Linked DNA regions of Homo sapiens: region 1 is linked to region 2. The links are chromatin contacts, found by Hi-C in ENCODE. All regions are on one chromosome and are shown on one strand. The core of a region is the stretch at or near the end of the contact, and the rest is flanking DNA. Distances in the headings are between cores, read along the strand shown. Region 1 holds the start of ARGLU1-DT (ARGLU1 divergent transcript). Region 2 has its middle 900 kb from the start of DAOA.

Region 1 (6,232 bases), core at 3,731-6,230, 2.0 Mb after region 2:
CCTTGCTATTCTGATAAGGGAAGCTGCCAGATAGAGAGGCCTATGTTGAAACAAACTCTGTGCAACCTCGGGCACATTGCCAGGGAGGATCTGAGGCCTTCAGTCCCAAAGTCTGCAAGAAACAGAATCCTGCCAACAGCCACATGTGTGAGCTTAGACATGGATCCATCCCCAGTTGATTGCACCTTTTATCAGAGCCCCTGAGCCAGAGAAACCAGCTGAGCTGTACCTGAATTCCTGACCTACAGAAACTGAGATAGTAAATTTTGTTGTTTTAAACCACCAAATCCTTTAAGATAATTTGTTACTCAGCAACAGATAACTAATATAATCCACAATGAAGAAGTGAGATGCTTGCATCTACTCTTAGAGAATTATTTGGATATGAGAGGCGTAAGATCAGAAATCATTCTCAACAGAAAGTTCAGGGCAGAGAAAGAGCAGAGAGCCAAGTAGACCCTGGATTAAAAGCCAAGGTTAGGTTAAAACTAGTTTTAGGATAACCAGAGTTATTCCAATATTTATTTTAAAAAATCATCCCTTCTACAGCCAAACAATCTTCATGGCATTTATTCTAAGTTAAAAATCTTAACTAAGAATAAGATCCTTGATGCTTTAGTTCCCTGGATGAACACTGTGATTTGTTTATAGAACCTACATGTCTTCCTTGACAAATGCTATGATATTAAAAAATGTATATCCTCAATGCCCTTTTAAACAGTGTTTCCCCCCTCAAATGTGTGAAGTTTTGATGATAACTCCACTCTTTCCTTCTCTGCTCAGCCTCAGGATGTTCCATCTGCCCTACTTGAATGCCTGAAGCCCTTCTTTCTCCAATGACCCTGAGGAAAATCTTGAAGGCGTTTCTTAGTCTGTGGATTTTTTCTCCACAAGGGTATAAAATAAGAAGATGAGGGAAATAACCTTAACTGAATACATGGTGATATGGTTTGTCTGTGTCTCCACCCAAATCTCATCTGGAATTGTAGCTCTCATAATTGGGAGATAATTGAATCATGGGGGCAGTTTTCCCCACACTGTTGTCTTGGTAGTGAATAAGTCTCATGAGATCTGATGATTTTATAAGCGGTTTCCCCTTTCACTTGGCTCTCATTCTCTCTTGCCACCACCATGTAAGACGTGCCTTTCACTTTCCACCATGATTGTGAGGCCTCCCCAGCCACGTAGAACTGTGAGTCTATTAAACCTCTTTTTCTTTATAAATTACCCAGTCTCGGGTGTGTCTTTATCAGCTGCATGGAAACGGACTAATACACATGAATAGCACGTCAAGACAAATGTTACAGACTGAATGTTTTGTTTGGACCTAAATTCCTGTGCTGAAGCCCTGACAGCCAATGTGACCGTATTTGGAGTTGGGGACCATAAGGAGGGAACAGGGGTTAAAAATGGTCAAGATCCATGAGGCTTAGAGAGACTAGAGAGCTCTCCCTCCTCTCCCAACCCAGGTGCACACAAGCAAGAGATCATATGAGCACTCAGTGAAACGGCTGCTCCTACAAGCCAAGAAAAGAGGTCTTAGAATAAAACCTAATTTACTGGCACCTTGATCTTGGACTTCCAGCCTCAACAACTGTGGGAAATACATTTCTTTTGTTTAAGTCACCCAGTCTGTGATTTTTTTTAATAGCAATTTGAGCAGACTAAGACAATAGGTTACAGACTCAGGCCATTAAAGTGACAAAAATGAGGAAGTATGGTAATCTTATAAATAAGGGCAACCTTATTATTTGTAAATATAGATAAAAAGAATTTTTTGTTATGATGTGGGTCAGAGTGGTATGGAGTGTCATAGAAAACACATTTCTTTGCAACTCTACCAGGTTGTAGACCATCCATACATTCAGTCCTAATTTTGGACGAGATTTACAAAAGTTGTGTAGGACAAAGGGTTATTTCACCTTTGCACATTGGCATGATATCTGGCATCTCTGGCTCCTCACTACTCAATTCCAGTCATTCCCCTTTAATGATTTGACAATCAGAAATAATCCCATAAATTTTCAAAACTCCCTTCTGAGTGGTGACACCCCTATTGAAAATCATTCCTCTATTATTTCTTTAAAATTCATCATCAACTGCTGTCAACTCTACTGTCAAAACAAGTCCTGCCATTCATACATGATTAGTTCATGACCGTGAGCAAGAATCTGCCCTCAGTTCAGTGAGGGAGCATGAGATCTAGTCCTAAATCAGTCAGTGCACTGTATTCATCTGGTGACAATAGCTAGACATGACCCAATCAGAGCCAATGACACATAATGGAGCTTTTGATTAATAGCTTGGGAGACTCTGGTCCTCCCAGCCACCTCGAATGACAGAGGCTGTAGGTATGGAGCTGCTTAACCATCTGGCGTGTTGCAGAGCCTCCAGTAAAAACCAATCCAGTGGAATGTATAGTTGGGTTTCGGTTCTCTTTGTGTGATACTTTCCCTGCATTAAGTCATGCAAGATTTGAAGAGGAGGAAACTATATTCCTGCTTTATAGTCAGATTGGGGGACACCTAACAGCATGGTGCAGGAAGAGCTTGTATATGGAATCTGTGACCCTAGTACTTCCATATAATATTTTCTGCACTTTATCAATCACTGAACCAGTTATATGCTCCAAAGGTTACATCTTGTACCCTGAAGGGAGGAAAGAAGAAGAAGCAAATTTACACACAGGTACACAAAATACCTACCCAGTTCTAATTATTTTGTTTATTGTCTGTCTCTCTTCACTTGAACATAATCTTCATAAGGCCAAAATTTTCTACCTGTTTCGTTTATTGCTATACTCCTGGTGCTGAAGATGGTGGGATGAGGGAAAGGTAAGCCTTGGCTTCCTGGTTTTCTATTTGCCATCTAAACAGTATTTATCAATATCCACTTCCTTTCTGCTTTTTAACTTTTTATTATGAAAAATTTCCAATATATACAAGGTAGAGAAAATATAAGTGAAATTCCTTGTACCCGTTACTCAACTTCATAATTATCATGGCCAATTCATTTTCACTTATATTCACCACAACTCTCCCTCTTTGCTTCTCTAACTAGATTATATTAAAGCAAATCTCAAAAAGCTTCTACACACTTCTTTTAAAAAAATTTTTATGGGTACATAGTAGGTATATATATTTATGGGGTACATGAGATAGTTTGATACAGACATGCAATATGAAATAATCACATCATGAAAAGTAGGGTATCCATATCCTCAAGCATTTATCCTTTGTGTTACAAACAACCCAATTATACCATTGTAGTTATTTTTAAATGTATTTGTACATTTTAAATGTATTTTAAATGTGGTTGTATTAATTTACTTTCCCACCAAGTGTATGAGAGGGTCCCCTTTTCTCTACATCCTCTCCAGCATTTGTTATTGCCAATTTTTTGGATAAAAACCATTTTAACCAGGGTGGAATTATATCTCATTGTAGTTTTGACTTGCATTTCAGTCAAATGGACCATTGGAACCCAGATCAGGGCTGAAACTCCATTTATTTCCTGGCCCACAAGCACCCTACTCCAATAGAGGGCCCTAAGGAATCCCGAGTTCTCTGGGTGTGAATGTCAGCTCAGGCCCTGTGTCCAGCATTTCTCAAAATGTTTGCATATTCTGCTTTTCCACTGTATAGTTGTTTAAACAAGTGACCACAGGCACATTTGGCAAAGAACCATTGGAACCATAACTGTGTTCCCTTGCCATGGGTGCTCCTGAGAACCTGACCTCCCTTTGAATTAGTGGATTCTGGGTCAGATAAACTGACTCAAGGATTAAGATCTGTTTTATTTCTTCTTCCATCATCTATCACACACTTGTGGCATTTCATCTTTACTTAATGTGGGCTGTAATTTTCTCCAAAGTTCCAGGAGTCATCCTAGCAGTGTGATGAAAACATCTCCCAGAGTCCTTGCCAGGGTGGCAAATCATCTATTACAGTAGACTGTGCCCATATAAATAAACTCATCATTTTCCAACTTCATGCTTCCCCTGCTTTGATTCATCCCCCTCATTCAGTCCCATGAAGAGTCTCTGGCTTTGGCCATTGCACGTTGGCCTGCCGCCTTTAGGCACATGGTTCCTTCCTTTGCTCAGCAGGCTCTGCATTTCCCCTCCACATGCTGTCTCACTTGACTCTAGTGATGGGTCTGGTCAAGGCAGGAGGTGGGGGTGGGTCCTGAGGAGCACTGTGTTGTCTTGCAATGCAGAGATTCCTATACCATGTTCAAGCAAGGGCAGAGCACAGCCTCTCACAGGGAGGTCAGGGCCACCTCTGTAGGCCCGGAGGGCTCTGAATGGAGTGTTGAGGTTTTGTTTTGTTTTGAGATAGAGTCTCACTCTGTCACCCAGGCAGGAGTGCAGTGGTGTGATCTTGGCTCACTGCAACCTCCACCTCCCAGGTTCAAGCGATTCTCCTCAGCCTCAGCCTCCTGAGTAGCTGGAACTACAGCCACACACTGCCACGCTTAGCTAATTTTTTGTATTTTTAGTAGAGGCCAGGTTTCACATGTTGGCCAGGCTGGTCTCGAACTCCTGACCTCAGGTGATCTGCCTGCCTGGGCCTTCCAAAGTGCTGGGATTACAGGAGTGAGCCACTGTGCCCAACCTCAAGAGTTGAGGTTTTGAGAGCATTAATTCTGTTGTCTCTCTCATCCCTAATAGGCCCCTGACATTGTCATAGCCATAACCAGACTAACCAGAGCTAAGAATTCAAATTTTTTTGAAGTGCTGCTATTCTTATAATTAATTCCTGGGCCTTATCCTTAGATTTTTCAGTCCTCCTGCTACAGGAGATGAGTCTCTTCCGATGCCTCCAGTGAGGCTTTCTCCCTTTCACACTTTCCTTTCAATGATGATTCACAGCCCTGAGCCTCACTTTGTCTTTCTCTAATGCCTCCAGTGACTCAGCCAGAGCCATTAGAGTCCATTGTTCTCAGGACTGGTAATTTCTCTAACTCCCAAAAGCCTGGGAGATTGCCATCTACCAGGGTATTCTCTCCCACCTCTTTCCCACCCCAGGTCATCACCAGTGAAAGTTCTGACACTTGCACTTCTCCGGCAAGCCAGGGCCGGGGCTTCACTGCCAGCCAGCAGGAGGATGAGCCAGCTCTGCAGTTCCACTTCAGAGTCCATCTTCTTGGATCACTCTTGGCACCAACTGTATTGAGTTGAGTTCTGGGAAATAGACTTGCAGGTAAAAATTTCCATGAGAAGTTTTTTGGGGAGTGATCTTAGTGCTTATACCTATAAAGGAGTAAACGCGGTAACACTGGGCAGAAGGAGATGTTGAGCTTTGTTGCAGTTGCAGCAGAGGAATCGGTCAATCTTGCATGGAGTCTGACCTGGGAGGGCCTCCCAGAGCTGTATCACCATGAGGCAAGGGGCCAGGCCTCTGCATCCCACCTTTGTGCACCAGTCATTGGATGCAGCTGCCCCTGGGATGGTGCTATGAACTTGGGCAGGGTGGCTGTCTTCAGCTGGGAGCCGTTTCCAGGAAGGGACCCAGTGGGGAGCCCTGACAACCACCCCCCAACCCACCAACACTCTCAGCTGTGGAGAGGATGACAGCGTCTGCCTGGGCATCACAGCAGCCACAACCGCCCCTTTTTCACTCCTTTTAATCTGTCTGCCCCCTTTTATACATTTATTCTTCCAAGGTTTCTATTCTCAGGCTTTTTCTTCTTGGGTCTGCCTTTCTTTGGGGGGATGGGGCTGCGGGGAGTGTTGCATCTACTTCCTACTACAGATGCTGTGCCCTGTCCTCGGATCTCCATGATTCCCACCCACTGGTTTATCCTTCTGTTTGTACCAGTCCTCTTTGGACTTCCCACCTGTTTGCATCACCTCCCCAACTTCCCGATTCGACCCCCAAGTCCTATATCTGTACGATACCTGTGCATGCCTTGTATGGAAGTCCCCATGGCTCGTACGTTGTGGATCCAGGCTTCTGTACTTCAGTTCCCAGCACCAATATCACAACCTGTTTGGAAGTGGACATGCGTTAAATTCGTGCATGTTCCCTACTTTTTGCCTTGGTGTCTAATTCTGCTCTCTCTTTCCACCCCGCCCCCCTACCTCAGTCCATTATCCACAGCTCTTACAAAGCTACCAGAGGAAGCTTTCTAAAATATGAATCTTTATTCATCGAAAAATATTTATGGAACGTTTGCAGTGTCCCACCTAGGTTATTTTCTAGGCATCTGTGATGAACAATACAGTCAA
Region 2 (6,655 bases), core at 2,909-5,408:
GAAAGGTTTTTAAGCCCTACACTTTTAATAGGGAAATTCTGGTAAATTAGCCAGGCAACGGTATGCAAAATCACATGATATGTTAAGAAAATAGTTATTTTTCCCCTACTATGTTTCAGACATTGCAGTAAGCACATGAATTAATAGTGAATAAGACAACAGAGGAAAGAATCTAGAGATAGGTGTGAGAGTTGGAAGTCTAGTGGGATATTTCAGGTTTAAGGATAAAAGACTTGATTTGAAGTTGCACTAGTAAAAAAGAGAAAGAGTGTTTTCATTTGTTTTGTCTTTTTGGTTTTGGTGTTTTGTTTTAGAAAGTAAACAGAATGTGACATATTGTTGAAAATAGGAAGTTGGAATGGGAAGTTTGTAAGCGATGGACATAGACTATGAAAGACTGGCTCTTGTGAAAATTATGGAAGCATGGACAGAAGCGGAGCAGGAGGGAGGGGCCTTTTGCCATGGGGAGTAAGTAAGAGAAATCTTTTTACTTTATTTTTTGCAACAACTCTAGAGATACTTTCACAAAGCTTTGCCTACATTTTCCCAGTTATTTTATTGTATGTCCTTGAGATTTTATCCATCACGATTCATCTAGAGCATGAAACTTTGAGATCTCTTGTGAGTTTTTCTTCCTATCCTACTTTAATGAGATCATTACAGTTGGACAGAAGAGGTGGAATATAGGTGGGTAGTTGTGTGATTAGGTGTACGCATCTGAGTGTATATTCTCTATGTTACTGTGAAAAAGAGACTCTACTTTTAAGGTGAACATTGGCGAGAAACTAGTTAAATTTTATTTGCAGTTAAAAGTAAGTTTATATTGGATAATGCTATTGCATTTCCCACAAAAATTAAAAGCATCAAAATGATACATCAACATCAATTTAAAGCAGGCCACGTGTCTAACTGTACAAGCCTGTTAAACTCTCAAACCTGCACCAACGTGTTATGTAGAGTTCCCTGGGCTTTTGATTTCTCGTCTTTGAAATGAGGAGGTTGGGACACATAATTTCTTAAATACCTTTTCATTTTTATTGATGTGTCTGATTATGTATAAAAAGTACTTACAGGGAAAATAATCAGTTTGATCTCCCTTGTAAAACAGGAATATGTTTTATAGAATCTTTCCCCATCTGAGAGAAGAGCAAACCATTTCCCATCAAGTCAATGTATAGGATTGTGTGTGTGTGTTGTGTGTTGCGTGTTTTGGGGTAGGTAGGGATGCCCTTTTATAGTTAATATAATAATAAATTGATTCTGTTTTAATTTGAAATATCTACAGTGTCTAAATTACCAAATCCTTAATTATCCAGTTACCAGCAATGACTTCCAAGTCCCATGGATTTAGATACATTTGAAATAAACCACCAGCTACCTCAAATCTTGGAAAAAAGCCCATTGCCCAGCTCAAAAATTACAAAACTTCCCAAATGTTTATATATGCAAGGTCACGTCTGTCTCAAAGTTTATCTTCAGCTGTTTTCTTCTGTTGCACCTTCCCTAGCACAGAACTCAAATTTACAGCTCAAAGACAGGAGAGGGAAATCTTTTAAAATTTATTTAAAAATGGAATACCCTCTCTATTATCAATTGGTTGCATACAGTATCCTATGCAAGTTCTCAAAAGCTAATCAGCTAGTCCTCTACAGAGATACTATTTCTGGCCACTTGACTGTAAGTTCCAGTTTCCTCCAAGATTGCCTCCTCCTTTTTCCCCACTTCTCTCTTTAGCATCCCCTCAGTCCCGTTTACACCTGCTAACTCTGTCGTCTCCCTTAAGCCCTTAGGTTTAGAATCACTCTTTTCAAATTCTAAGTGGCAGGAAATTCATTTTCCTAAACAAAGATGGCTTCTTCCTAACTGTAATGTGGGTAGGACTATTAAAATCATGTATGCACAAATCTGTGTGACTGCATGGCTCTCTGTGTGTACCCCAATTGATATTCACTCTTTAGGAAATGTTCCAATCTTTAAACAGGCCCCCATAACTCTGGCTCTCATGACACCTCATGATGAGCAGTTTTGTTGAATTCGCTGTCATGCCCCATGGACCCACTACCATGTAGGTGAAAGAGAGCACTGACTCTGGCAAAGCCAGCCTGTACCAGGACATGCTTCCCCATATTTGCAGCTTGGGTTCTGTGTTTCACCTGGCAGGAGGAAGACCTTGTGGACAGCTGTGCTGCAGCTAACCCACTGGCAGCAGCCTTTTGGGGGAAAAGTGCTGGAACCTTTGCAGGGTTGCCTTGTGCCTTCTTCTTGATGTTTCTGGGAATATGCAAAACTTCAAAGAATAAGCAACAATCACTTGTGTCCCTGTGATTCCTGATAGGTCATGCATGCAATCTTGTGGCAGCTTTTCAAGAGCAGCCTTGTCAGTTGTGTGTGGGTGCATGAAGCAGGCATGTGCAGACCATTTATCACATGATGTTTGCACTAATTAATGAACAAATGAGTAAAGTTTAAAAGAGGGATGGGGCCGGGCGCGGTGGCTCACGCCTGTAATCCCAGCACTTTGGGAGGCTGAGGCGGGCGGATCACGAGTTCAGGAGATCGAGACCATCCTGGCTAACACGTTGAAACCCTGTCTCTACTAAAAATACAAAACAAATTAGCCGGGCGTGGTGGCGGGCGCCTGTAGTCCCAGCTACTCGGGAGGCTGAGGCAGGAGAATGGTGTGAACCTGGGAGGTGGAGCTTGCAGTGAGCCGAGATCGCGCCACTGCACTCCAGGCTGGGTGACACAGCAAGACTCTGTCTCACAAAAAAAAAAAAAAAATGAGGGGTGGGCAGCAAGCTCAACTGGTGCTTTAAAAACACGACACAGTACTTGAGAGTATGTTTTGAAAACTAAACTAAACTTTGTATTTTCTAATTAACTATTCTCAACAGATCTCTCCTGACCATGCCGTTCATTGCCCTTGCTGTCTTCCTGATTTTCCTTTTTGGGTCTGAGTAATTTAAAGAGACTGACTTTGTGATTATAAAAAAGAGGTACAACATGAGATCTCCAATTACTGCAGACCACTGTGAGCTGGCGCAGTTAATCTTAACACCATACCTTAAATTAATTTAATTAAGTCATTACTTATGCTGTGTAGTCATAACTCATAGACTCTAGAAATAACAGCAAAATTAGGTTGTATACTTAATAAATTTCACTGTAGGTGGCATCACAGGCTGACAAGATCTGACTTAAAGAGAAGGATTCAAGATATCCAGTTGTTTTATAAATCCCAGGAGGTTTACATAACCCAGATCATAAGAAAATCTAAGCGAAGTTCTATGTTGAGGTCTGATTGGAAAAAGACATAAGCTCTGGATTTAAAAGTAAGTTGAGTATATATGGATTTTTATCTTGGGTCTAATTATTAGGTTATTACAAAAGTAATTATGTTTTTTGGCATTATTTTCAAATGGCAAAAACCGCAGTTACTTTTGCAACAGCCTAATATTTAATAGCCTTGCTTCTTTCTTGGAAACTGTTCTTGTTACTTTGAGTCTCTACCAGTCCCATCTTTTCTTGTTCACGATGTAATGTCTGTTTGGACAGATGTATCAAAGTACCTTAATCTAAGACACCAAATAGGAGAAAAACCTACACTTTTCTCCCATATAAATCCAGCATTATTCTCTTCTATTACATTTTTCACATAGACTGTAAATTAAAAAAAAAAAAAAACACACACACACACATTCTTGGTAATTGTCATGAAAATGGTATCTGCTGAAATATTTATGGAAACATCTGCGGTAGGTGAAGAGTCCCACAGCAGAGGAGCTATTTGTGCTTGTCTTAGTGACACGGGCTGGTTCTTCAGGTGACTCAGAACGTGTGTTCAAATTTGGTATTTGACAATTATCTCGGACACATGCAGAGAACCTCTCTTCCTCAAAAGCAGTTTAGAGAAGCTTAAACTTGGAAAAGTTGTACTTTCTCTGGTTAAACATAAGACTGGTAATAAAGGCAGCAATCTTTGTTCTAAGGTGAGGGAACTTGAGGCTTTGGAGCAGTAGCTTTGGAATTCCTAAAAGTTTAACAGCATTGAAGCTACTTGAAAATGGTGCATCGGGAGCCCATCCAGACTTGTAACTAATAACAGTCCTGGCAGGACACCACGCACCTCCTGCTTAGCGTCAGCTGTGACTAATACCCACAGCCACCTAGGGGAACAATGGCATTTTATTTGCTACATCACATGGCGAAAGAGCAACATTAGCCCACATCTCGTCTGTGACTCGGAGATCCAGTCTCCAAGCACTGACTGGTAGGGAAAGGCATTTCGTGTGGACAGTAAAATTCCCTCCACCACCAGTGGGAGCTCTTTACTTAACTGTTGTTCAGAGCAAGTCCGTAGGAGAATGAAATTCCAGTTCCACAGCCCTCACTGAAGCAAAGGGGTCGGCCTCTGTGGAACTCACAGAAGTTTGTGTGTTTGTGTATGTGAGTGCAGGTGTGTGCCTGTGTATTATGTTTGTTTTATGTCATTTTAGATGTGTTAAAAAAATAACAGAACAGAAATGGAGAAAGGAATGCTATTGTCAAAAAAGGAAAGAGGGGAAAGAAGTTACATTACGAAGCTAGCTTAGTAACCCCCAAACTTCCCACACAATTGTTCAAACTTAGTCCTTGCAGGTCAGTGCCCTATAGGGCTTCAAAGCTTTTCTGCTGTTTGAGGCCTCTCCCCCAGCACCTGCCTCTCACACACACCCCTGTTGTGGTCTTTTTCCCCCAAACTCATATATTTTGTTCTGTTCTAGTCCAAGTAGTTTAAAAAAAGCTTCCCTATTGAAACCACACACAAATACCGGAATCCAAGTATTTTTGAAGAGCTTTCTTTTGTTGTTATTTTTTTGTTCCTTTTTACTTAAGAGAACAAGAAATTAGAGGATTGCCAAAAATAGAAATGGAGAAAAACGAAGATGAATGTAACAATGAATACGTGAGATATTTTAAATGTCTAAACTGGTACAATTCAAATTATAAATGACATTATGGTCTGTGTTGCATTTGGCAGGAGTTGTTGCATGGAGATTGTATGGCAGGAGCCCATTTTCCTTCCCTGAAGCCAAGCTGGGTGTGTGGAGGGTGTCAATCGAATTAGGAGAGATTGTGTTGCTTTTGGTGGGGGTGTAGGTGGGGCAATTTGTGAGTCCTCAAGCCTGCCTTCTATGCCTCACTCACTAACTAGAAAGGTTATTCAGTGCAAGAACCATGATTAACAAGCAGCTGTCAGCTGAGTGTGATGGCTCACGCCTGTAATCCCAGCGTTTTGGGAGACTGACAAAGGAGGATGACTTGAGGCCAGGAGTTCTAGGCTGCAGTGAGCTATGATGGCGTCACTGCACTCCAGCCTGGGCAACAGAGCTAGACCCTGTCTCAAATGAACACATAAACTAACAAGCAACTGTCAAAAAGCATCCTCAAAAGTGGGAGTGCACAAGGCCACTGGCCAATAAGGCTAATAAAATGAGCCCAGTCTTCCCCCCGAACACAGTGGATTTCCATCTATGCGATAACGTCGTCGGAGCATTGTCCCTGCATGAACTTGACCTTGTCTTCTGATTCTACTTCTCAGATTCAGCAAGAGAAAAGAAGGGCCTGTAAAGGAAAGAGAAAGAGAGAGGCTGTCAAAGGTGCGTAGCTGCCATCTTGCTTCAGTGAGTGAGGCCGTGGCACCTCCAAATGTCCCCTCAGGAAAAAAATTCTGAAAAAGCCACGAGGAAATATTAGAAAAGCAATGAGCATTGGGATTTTGACATGGCTTTGGGATGCAATATAGCTAGTAGTTCATTGAATCGCAGACAGTATTGTGGAGGGGCAATAGAAAACGCAAACGTTGATGAGAGCAGGTGTTCTCTAAGCTCTTGTTGTCTTAACCAGGATTTAGATGATGCTCAGAGAAAGGTGAGAGCTCTGGGAATTTGGAAGTTGAGCCTAGAGAAAATTGAACTGGAGCAATAAAATCTAGAATCTACATAGATTTATTTAAATTTATATTCATGTACTAATAAATATTAAGGACATGCTTTATTATAAGACTTTTTATTGATTTTTTTGCAGATGCTGTTTATGTCCTTTTTTTCAAAAACAAAAAGAACTTTAAAAAATATCATCAAAATTATGTATATTTTTTCAGGATTAGAAGAGAGAGAATGTGATGTTTTATTTAAACTGGAAGTTAAAGCAAAATCGCAGGGAGAGACAATTACAAGATAAGTAGGTAAGGTAACTATTGCCCATAGGAAGCTCTAACCTTCTGTTGTAGGCAAAATTCTAGGAAGTTTCCAAGATTTTAGTCCTGTGGTTATTCAATTAAACACTAATCTAGGTGCTGCTGTGATGGGATTTGCAGATGTAATTAAGGTCCCAGATGAGTTAACTACAACATATGGAGAATACCTGAGCGAGCATAGCTTAATCAGGTGAGTCCATAGAATGCACAGTTTGCTCAGGCTGGGTGCAGAGGTCAGAGAGATTCAAAGTGTGGGAGAGAGTTGATGTGAGGGACCCATCTGCTGTCATGGCCTGAGAGCCCCATGGGATGGAGAGTGAGGGAGGTATCTGGGAATTGAGGGCAGATCCTGGCTGGCAGTAGAAAGGGAACAGGGACCTTAGTCCTAGTGTTTCAGGGAACTGGGTTCTGCTGGTA

The links. Hi-C counts contacts between places; a loop is a spot of excess contacts on that map. Pooled maps may share reads with other maps.
Region 1: a loop to region 2 is called in a map of mammary epithelial cell, with 8 times the contacts of the local background. The contact joins the promoter of ARGLU1-DT here to the enhancer-like site in region 2. A Hi-C loop is called at or near these places in 2 of 168 maps with a recorded cell type or tissue (IMR-90 and mammary epithelial cell) and 17 of 50 pooled maps.

The regions. Positions count from the first base shown.
Region 1 is chr13:106,612,830-106,619,061 of GRCh38, forward strand. ARGLU1-DT (ARGLU1 divergent transcript) reads left to right here and starts at 4,981. Exons shown (of 4, transcript NR_051977.1): 1 at 4,981-5,204.
Region 2 is chr13:104,567,518-104,574,172 of GRCh38, forward strand. No RefSeq gene overlaps it. Among named protein-coding and RNA genes, the nearest start is that of DAOA, 900 kb to the right of the region's middle. Within about 2 kb of position 4,159, at least 3 of the 41 ENCODE cell types and tissues checked have a DNase peak (open chromatin) inside an H3K27ac peak, as active enhancers do.